Linked DNA regions of Mus musculus: all the other regions are linked to region 3. A link is a loop called in an ENCODE intact Hi-C map of the cell type or tissue named here. Cell type or tissue: heart. All regions are shown on one strand. Region 1 holds the start of Bves (blood vessel epicardial substance). Region 2 has its middle 3.5 kb from the start of Popdc3. Region 3 has its middle 38 kb from the start of Gm26016.

Region 1 (2,500 bases), 110 kb after region 3:
TAATCCCAAACTGGTGAGGGTGTGACAGGCAGGTTCCTTGAGGCTCCCTGGTCCGCTAGACTAGCTTAACCGGGAACTTTCAGGTTAATGCGAGACTCACAAGACAAGACTGATGGTCCCTCTGCATGCCCTGGGACATACACTCATGAAGAGAGGAAGAGGGGGAAAGAGGAGAGCGCGTGGGGAGAGCATGGGCATGAAGGTGAGATGGGGGGAGGGAGAGATTTGAGAGCAGGCTCTCTTGAGGTGGAGGAAAGAGGAAAACCGCCACTGTGATCTCCTGCCATCCACCTTCTTTGAGACTTACTTTTCCTGCCCTGCCACTGAAGTTCCCAGGGACTCTCCCCTGTCCCCATGGATACACTGGGATAACAGGTTTTAGGCTGTTGCATCCTGCGTTGTGGAACTGAAAACTCAGGCTTCTCGCTGGTAAGCACTTTACTACTGAGCCAACTCCTCTTTAAAGATTTTAAAGGTTCAATAATGCTGGGACCAAGCCAAGCCATCAACACAGGGGCCTGTGGGGAATGCCCCAGAGCCAACTGGAGCAGACAGATTGCAACTTGGTCTATACTACTTGGCTCTGGAATAGCAGGCGTGCTCTCTACTAGGCAGATTGGACCAATGTGCACCTCGGGGGTACTCTATACGCATCCTGACATAGCGGGGGTTCTGTTTTGATCTTTGATCCCACAGGACTGCGTTCTCTGTCACACAGAGGACACTTGGTGGTTATCGGATGTCCATTTAACCTTTCTATTTGTCCTATAAACTTCATCCCACCGATTTTTCATTACTGTGAACTTTCTTGCATTTCTTATCTGGTCCGGTATACCATGTCCAGTATAAATACTGATTGAAGAATATGTCCATATCCTATTTTTTCTCAATTTCTGGTCCTAAATGTAAGCATTTAACCTCGCTCCTTTGAAATCCAGCCTGCTAGCTTGTAGGTGGGATCTGGCTGGGCTATCAGGTGTCTCGGAGCAACAGCGCCCTCCGAGCCTCGGGCAACTCTCCGAGGGGTCTGTCCTCACTCCCCTGCCCTTTCCAGCGGGGGGCGACCCGCGTCCGCGCGTGTCCCCACTCATGCCCAAACAAGGAAGCGCGGGAGCGGGCGCGCGCACGCGGTGGGCCAGGCAGCGGGTCTGCGGGGAGCGGGGCTCCGCCCGCGGGGGCGACCTCGGGCGGCGCGTGCGCCGTGCGCCCCAGCCGGCCGCCGGGATGCCTATTTTAGTCAAAGCCTCCGCGAACGGGGAGCGGGCCGGGGCCGCGCTGCCTGGGGACCCGCCGCGAGCCCGTCCAGCCACCGCCGCTCGCCGCCGCCGCCGCCGTCGCAAACTTTGCGCGCGCCGCCGCCCCCGGGCCCCGGGACGCGCAAGGTAAGGAGCCAGAGCGCGCGATCGCGCGGGAAAGTTGGGCACGGAGCGGCCGAGCAACTTGCGATGCGCCCGCGTCCCGCGTCGTCCTTGCAGCCGCCCTTCGCCTGCCCGCGCCCCGGTCCCTCGGCGGGACAGCGGGGGGCCGCGGAGCTGTGGACGCTGACACTGCTGTGAGAGCAGGGCGAGCGGGTCCCGGGTGGGGGAGCAGTGGGAGCCACGGGTCCTCGCCACCCGCCCGCGTCCTAGAGAAACGGGTGGCTGCCAGACGGATCCCACAAAACCGTCGCCCCGAGCCGCCCGGAGGTGCGCGGAGAGTCCGGGAAAATATCAGTGAATTGCGCGTCTCCTCAAAAGGTTTTTGCTCATCGCTATTCATCTTCTTCTTTTTTTTTTTTTTTTTTTTTTTTTTTTTTTTTTTTTTTTCTAATTTGGTCAAGGTTTAATGTGCTAGCTTGCTTCCTCGGTCAGGTATGTAGACCTGCAGATGCCTATTTGAAAACCAGTAGATGGGCACGCTTTTACTACAGTGAGTAATTTGGGGAATTAGACGTGGAGGATCTGATGAGAAAGATGACGTTCTGATTTTGACAGTTTACAAATTCATCCAGTAATCTAACCTTCTTCATTAGATCATCATTCATTATTCGTATAAGGGCAGTTCAGTGTAGGCCACTTAAACCTATTAAGAAGTGATTAAGCAGGCCGTTAGACTAAGTCATTGGATAGCGAAAAAAAATTGAACTGATTTATGACAGGTAAGAAGCATTTCACAGCAATATATGTAACTATATATCTACAGCTGCATATAACATTTGCGTATCTTTAATAAGTGTAGCGTAGCAAAGTATGTTCTACAATATGCCTGCATTTAAACCTGGCCATTTAGGGCCGGTGAAAGAGCTCAGGCCGTGAAGGTACATGCCAGCACGCCTGGCAACCTGGGTTGTATCCCCAGGACCCGCGAAGTGGAAGGGGAGAGTCTCCAGCAAGCTGTCCTCTGACTTATGCACCCGTACACCACTGTAGAAATAAACACATGTAATGCATTTTAATAGCTATTAATATTTTCTGGTTTTGAGGAAAATAATAGTTTTCCTTGCCAATTTCCTTTGACCAGA
Region 2 (2,500 bases), 55 kb after region 3:
ATATATGACCAGTTCAGTCCGTTAATGGGGTCCTAAGGGAGGGAGGGAGAATGGAAAAGAAAAGGACAATTAGACAACACTATAACATGACTCCAGCCAGTGCTGAGGCTGTTTTCTTTTTCTCCAGCCTGCTTTTATACCATTCTAGTGCATGCAAGGAATAAGATCAGTTCTAGGTTAAGGAACAAACAAGGCAATAAAACAAAGTCCGGTGATCACTGTTTCTGGGGGCTTATCAAGACCAAGAGATCTAAGCCTACTTCCTCCTACTCCAATGTCATATTCCTGCCAAATTCCCACAACATATGTTTTACTCATATCGTAAAACTATGTTGTAATAGAAAGAAGTGAAAGATATAAACAGAACTAGGAAGGATTATTGCAGGCTTAAAAATGAAAGAGATAAAGGAAGGACTGAAGGAAGGAAGGAAGGAAGGGAGGGAGGGAGGGAGGGAGGGAGGGAGGGAGGGAGGGAGGGAGGGAGGGATGGTGTCTTAGGATTTTTATCATTACAGTGAAACACCTTGACCAAAAAAGCAAACTGGGGAGAAAAGGGTTTATTTACCTTATGGTTCCAAATGACTGTTCATCATTGAAGAAAATCAGGTCAGGAACTCAAACAGGGCAGGAACCTAGAGGCAGGAGCTGATGCACAGGCCATGGAGGAGTGTGGCTTTCCTCTCATGGCTTGCTTAGCCTGCTTTCTTATAAGATTCAGGACCACAGTCCAGGGATGGCACCACCCGCAATGGGCTTGGCCCTCTCCCATCAATCACTAAGAAAATGCCATACATGTTGGAAATTGGTTCTAATGCTTTGATTCAATCAGGATTCTGTGTGTCCAAATGCTAAAGGTCTTTTCCCCAATTTTTTGATGTATCAATAAAAATGTCAGCAGCCAATGGCTGGGCAAAGGAAGATGGGCCGGGACCTTAGAGTTGTGCGAGCAAGGACACAGTGGGGAGGAGACACAGAACTCCAGGACTTGGGGAAGAAGGATGGGATGAAGGAGCAGCAGGAGATAAAGCCAACCAGCCATGTAAGATTTTGGGTAGATGGCCACTGGCCACTTTCCTGATTGGGCCTGGGGTAGCAGGGGAAGGTTTAGGAGTGCCTTCGAGGTAGCCAAGGCACTTTAAAAATAAGCTAGTGTGTGTGCACCTTTCATTCAAGAATCCAAAAATAGCTCCGGGGCTGGTGCAGTCAGCCAGGAGCCAAATCGGTGTAGCTAAAAACTCACCCCTACCCCTACCCCTGGATCTCACGGAGGCACTTCCTCACTTAAAGTTCCCTCTTTTCAGATAACTCTAGTTTGTGTGTCAAGTTGGCATAAGATCAGCTGGCATAGAGGGAAAGGGGACACGTTGGGCTGGATCTCATCTGGGAGTCAGGGCATTTAGTGAGCTACTGCATAAGCCTCAAGTGTTGAGGCTAGAGAAAGGACAAGCTGATGAGAGCAGGAAGGCAAGTCTCAAACTGAAGCTCTACCAAGACTTGTGGGCTGAGGTATGATGTAGTATTTTACCTGGGACTTACTCTTTATCATAAATATTCCTCACATCACAGGGCAACTAGTCAGCAAAGCTATCTTCCTGCTTAGCACCAGTACAGGGCAAAGCCCACAGGACAGGACAGGACAGAAGGAAGACTTCTCTTCTTATGCAGCTAGAGGACCCAGGGAGTCCTACACCTTTGAGGCTCCACTGACCAGGTATTTAATCTCAAAGGGACTCTGCTGGTGTCAAGGTAATGAAGTGCATGTGGGGAAGAGAGGAGAACAAGGTTGCTACTAAGTAGTCATGCTTACACAACACTGACTGTGGAAGGAATTGTAGTCTGTGGATGAGTCAGAAGCCTGGCATGGACTTCTTTGGGTTTTACAAAGCTGCAATTGAGACATCACACGGTTGAAGTTCTCACCTGGATTCTTGGTGGGGAAAGAATCAACTTCCAAGGTCACTTAAACTTACAGTTAGAATCCATGTCACTGGTTTATAGACAAGAGGCTGTTGGCTGGAGGTTGCCTCTGGACTCTTAGAGCCTACCACGCCTGCTCACCACAGGATGTCATGGCCATTTTCTTCACCAAGCCAGAAAGGATGGTCTCTACAGAAAGTCTGATGGCTAAAGGGAGCCTTTTATGACAGATTGTGGTCACAGTAGTGGCATCTGTGAGTCAGCTCTGCCACTGTTTAGAAGCAAGCCACAGGTGTTATCATGCAGTACATCCTTGGACAGCCAGAAACTCCTGGACAGACAGACAGCTCCTGGACCAAGAGACAAGACACATCATCTCTAGACAATAGCACCACTCCTGTGTCCATTGCCATGACACCCACTGTACATCCTTTTGCGCATGCGTCACGGTCCAGGTAAAAGACCTGTACTCTTGGTGCACCCAGCACTTGGGAGGCAGAGGCAGGCAGATTTCTGAGATCAAGGCCAGCCTGGTCTACAGAGTGAGTTCCAGAACAGCCAGGACTACACAGAGAAACCCTGT
Region 3 (2,500 bases):
AAGGCTTAATTTCAAGTTATATTCAAGCTTTTTTTTTTTTTTTTTTTTTTTTTTTGGTTTTGTGAGACAGGGTTTCTCTGTGTAGCCCTGGCTGTCCTGGAACTCACTCTGTAGACCAGGCTGGCCTCGAACTCAGATATCCGCCTGCCTCTGCCTCCCAAGTGGTGGAATTAAAGGTGGGCACCACCACTCCCTGCCCTATATTCAAGCTTTATCTTACATTAAAATTCTTCATTTCAATGAAGGTGTAAAACTGCTAGACTGAGCCAAGGTCTACCTGGAAAATCATTAGTCCCTAAGCTCTGGGGGAGACACTGAGGGAGAATACACACATGTAATTTTTCTCAGAGAGCTTCCTCATATATGCATCTGTTAAGCAATACTGAGCCAGACCGCGTTTTTAGTGACCTCTTGCCCTTCTATCCCGTTGGCTAAAGCAGAGACTATCATTCTAGTTTGAGTGAATTCTGTTTATTTACTAGACTATTGAGAAGAATGAAGGGAAATGAAATTTTCCTTCAGTGAATAAGCGGCACATTTTCAGTCAGGTAAATAAAAATGGAAGAGCAAATATCATCAGTCAAGAACTGTAAGATTTCAGTCAGTATTCTTGAGCTATTTGACCACCTAATGCTGCTATTTGTCTGCTTAGTAAACTAGGGCTTTATCGTGAATGTACTGGGATCATTATTCAACTCCCAGACTGCCGGTGCCTGCCTGGCCTTTATTTAAAGTGACACAATTATCAGATTGGAGAATCTGCCACGCCATTGACTCAGCCCAGCAGAACACGAAACTGAGTTACAAGCATTAATTTGCTCTCACCAAGAGACAGGAAGCATTAAACAAGTCGAGTTCGAAGCAACATAATCTAGTCATCTCATTCACTTCAAAGTCAGCAGAATGGAAAGAGAAAGTCTGCGACTGACCACTAAATAGGCCACCTCTGCACTCAGAAATTCCTGGAGAGCGTTTCAAGTGTTCTCTGAAGGAAAGAATGCTGTGAAGTTCAGCTCTGGAAAGCCTCCGGGACACTTCTGAATGCACCAGACTTGATTGGGTGACACTAGAGGTCCCCCAGAGGCATGTGAGGAGGTTCAGAGAGATTAATGTGCAGGGGGCTGGGATGTGTCTGCCAACATCTGCTTCTCACTCTTGATAGTAACAGTTTGTGACTGTATCCACTGCTGCCTGGGGAGATCACATTTCCCAGCTGCCCTTGCAGTTTGATGTGGTCTTTGAAGTTTTTAGAGGAGTAATGTGAGGAAAAGTGATACTTACCACCTTCAGGTCTGGGACTGAAGACATCAAGAGGAAATTCTCAGATTCACTCACAGTTTCTAAAGACAAGAACACAATGACAGTCCTAACTATAGCAATGCAGAAGATGGGAACACCTTAGGGTCTCACGACTTCAGGGTTCACCCAGGAAGCATTAGAAAGACACAATAAAAGAAAGACTTTACCCAGGACCTACTAAAGCAATCTGCATTTTACTTAGGTCCTTATGGGAATCCAATATGCATTCAATTCTGAGGCACACAGGCCAGAGGATGGCAGAGCTGTCATGAAACTGGGTCTCCATTTAAGCAGAGATGTACCTCAGAGTGTAATGCTCACTCTGTGATACATGAGAAAGGCGACTGTGAAGTCAATTTGTTGCTGGTGCTTAAATTTATCAGAAACCAAATAGTGTGGCGGAATTCACAGTGTCTTGTTTACCAGAATATACTAGCAACTTCCCATGGGATACCTGTCCAGAGCTAACCAGTCTGCTGAAGTTCTGCCACTATGTGAGGATTCTAGAAGGTTCTGCTGCTCAGAAGTCATTGATAAAGTGGGGAGCTGGGGATGGGGACGAGAGTTCTGAATGGGTAGGTGCTTGACTCCAGGCTGGAAAACTAGAGGAATTAAAATAACTGAGAATCAGCTCTGCTCCCAGAATGCCCCAGCCATTCCTGGCAGCTGCAACAAAGCTTCAGGCTCCTTCTCTGCAGCCCTTGCCTGCAGCCAGCCCTAGGGCTCACTGGCCGAGTCAGAGCACTGCCCTTCCTATCCTAGCCCAGAGTGGAATTACGATCAGCATTAACTCTGTGAAGGAAATGACAAACTTACATTCCTAAGAATTCCCACAAGCTCGGTTACCTGGGGAGGTGCATGAGTTCATCAGACACCTGCATGTGTGCCAGAGATGTTCAAGGTCCTCTGTCACCCAGAAAGCAAGGACGTGTAGCATCACATCAGAGACAGGCAGGGGCATCTCCTACTGACAATGCTGAGGACAAGGCAGATATTTATTATAAATGCATGTTTATGTGCCAGGTAAACTTCAATGGAGTAAAATCAATTGAGCTCTTAAAAGTCATGGTTTCAGGGTGTTCACATGCATGAGGTTGTGCCTCCGGTGTCTTTCCTCAGGCAGTGTCCTCTGTTTTTTGAGATAGGTCTCGTATTGGCCCGAGGTTCACTGATTTGGTTAGACTGGCCCGGCCAGTGAGCC

The links. A loop is a pair of places that touch in the nucleus more often than their neighbours do. Peaks named below come from ENCODE experiments on the same cell type or tissue, not always from the same donor. Only the 100,000 strongest peaks of a DNase experiment are listed, where the experiment ranks them.
Region 1: it touches region 3 in a loop (2.5-fold over the local background); 2 of 42 quality-filtered maps call a loop at or near these places.
Region 2: it touches region 3 in a loop (2.0-fold over the local background); 2 of 42 quality-filtered maps call a loop at or near these places.

The regions. Positions count from the first base shown.
Region 1 is chr10:45,334,500-45,336,999 of GRCm38, forward strand. It overlaps Bves (blood vessel epicardial substance), which reads left to right and starts at 1,236. Exons shown (of 8, transcript NM_024285.3): 1 at 1,236-1,382. In heart, no CTCF peak of the experiment used is centred here; a DNase peak (open chromatin) is centred at 1,252; H3K4me3 peaks cover 2,283 bases; H3K27ac peaks cover 2,172 bases.
Region 2 is chr10:45,284,591-45,287,090 of GRCm38, forward strand. No RefSeq gene overlaps it. Among named protein-coding and RNA genes, the nearest start is that of Popdc3, 3.5 kb to the right of the region's middle. In heart, no CTCF peak of the experiment used is centred here; a DNase peak (open chromatin) is centred at 1,221; H3K4me3 peaks cover 444 bases; H3K27ac peaks cover 967 bases.
Region 3 is chr10:45,229,100-45,231,599 of GRCm38, forward strand. No RefSeq gene overlaps it. Among named protein-coding and RNA genes, the nearest start is that of Gm26016, 38 kb to the right of the region's middle. RefSeq lists an enhancer at 1-2,500. In heart, no CTCF peak of the experiment used is centred here; a DNase peak (open chromatin) is centred at 1,052; H3K27ac peaks cover 2,500 bases.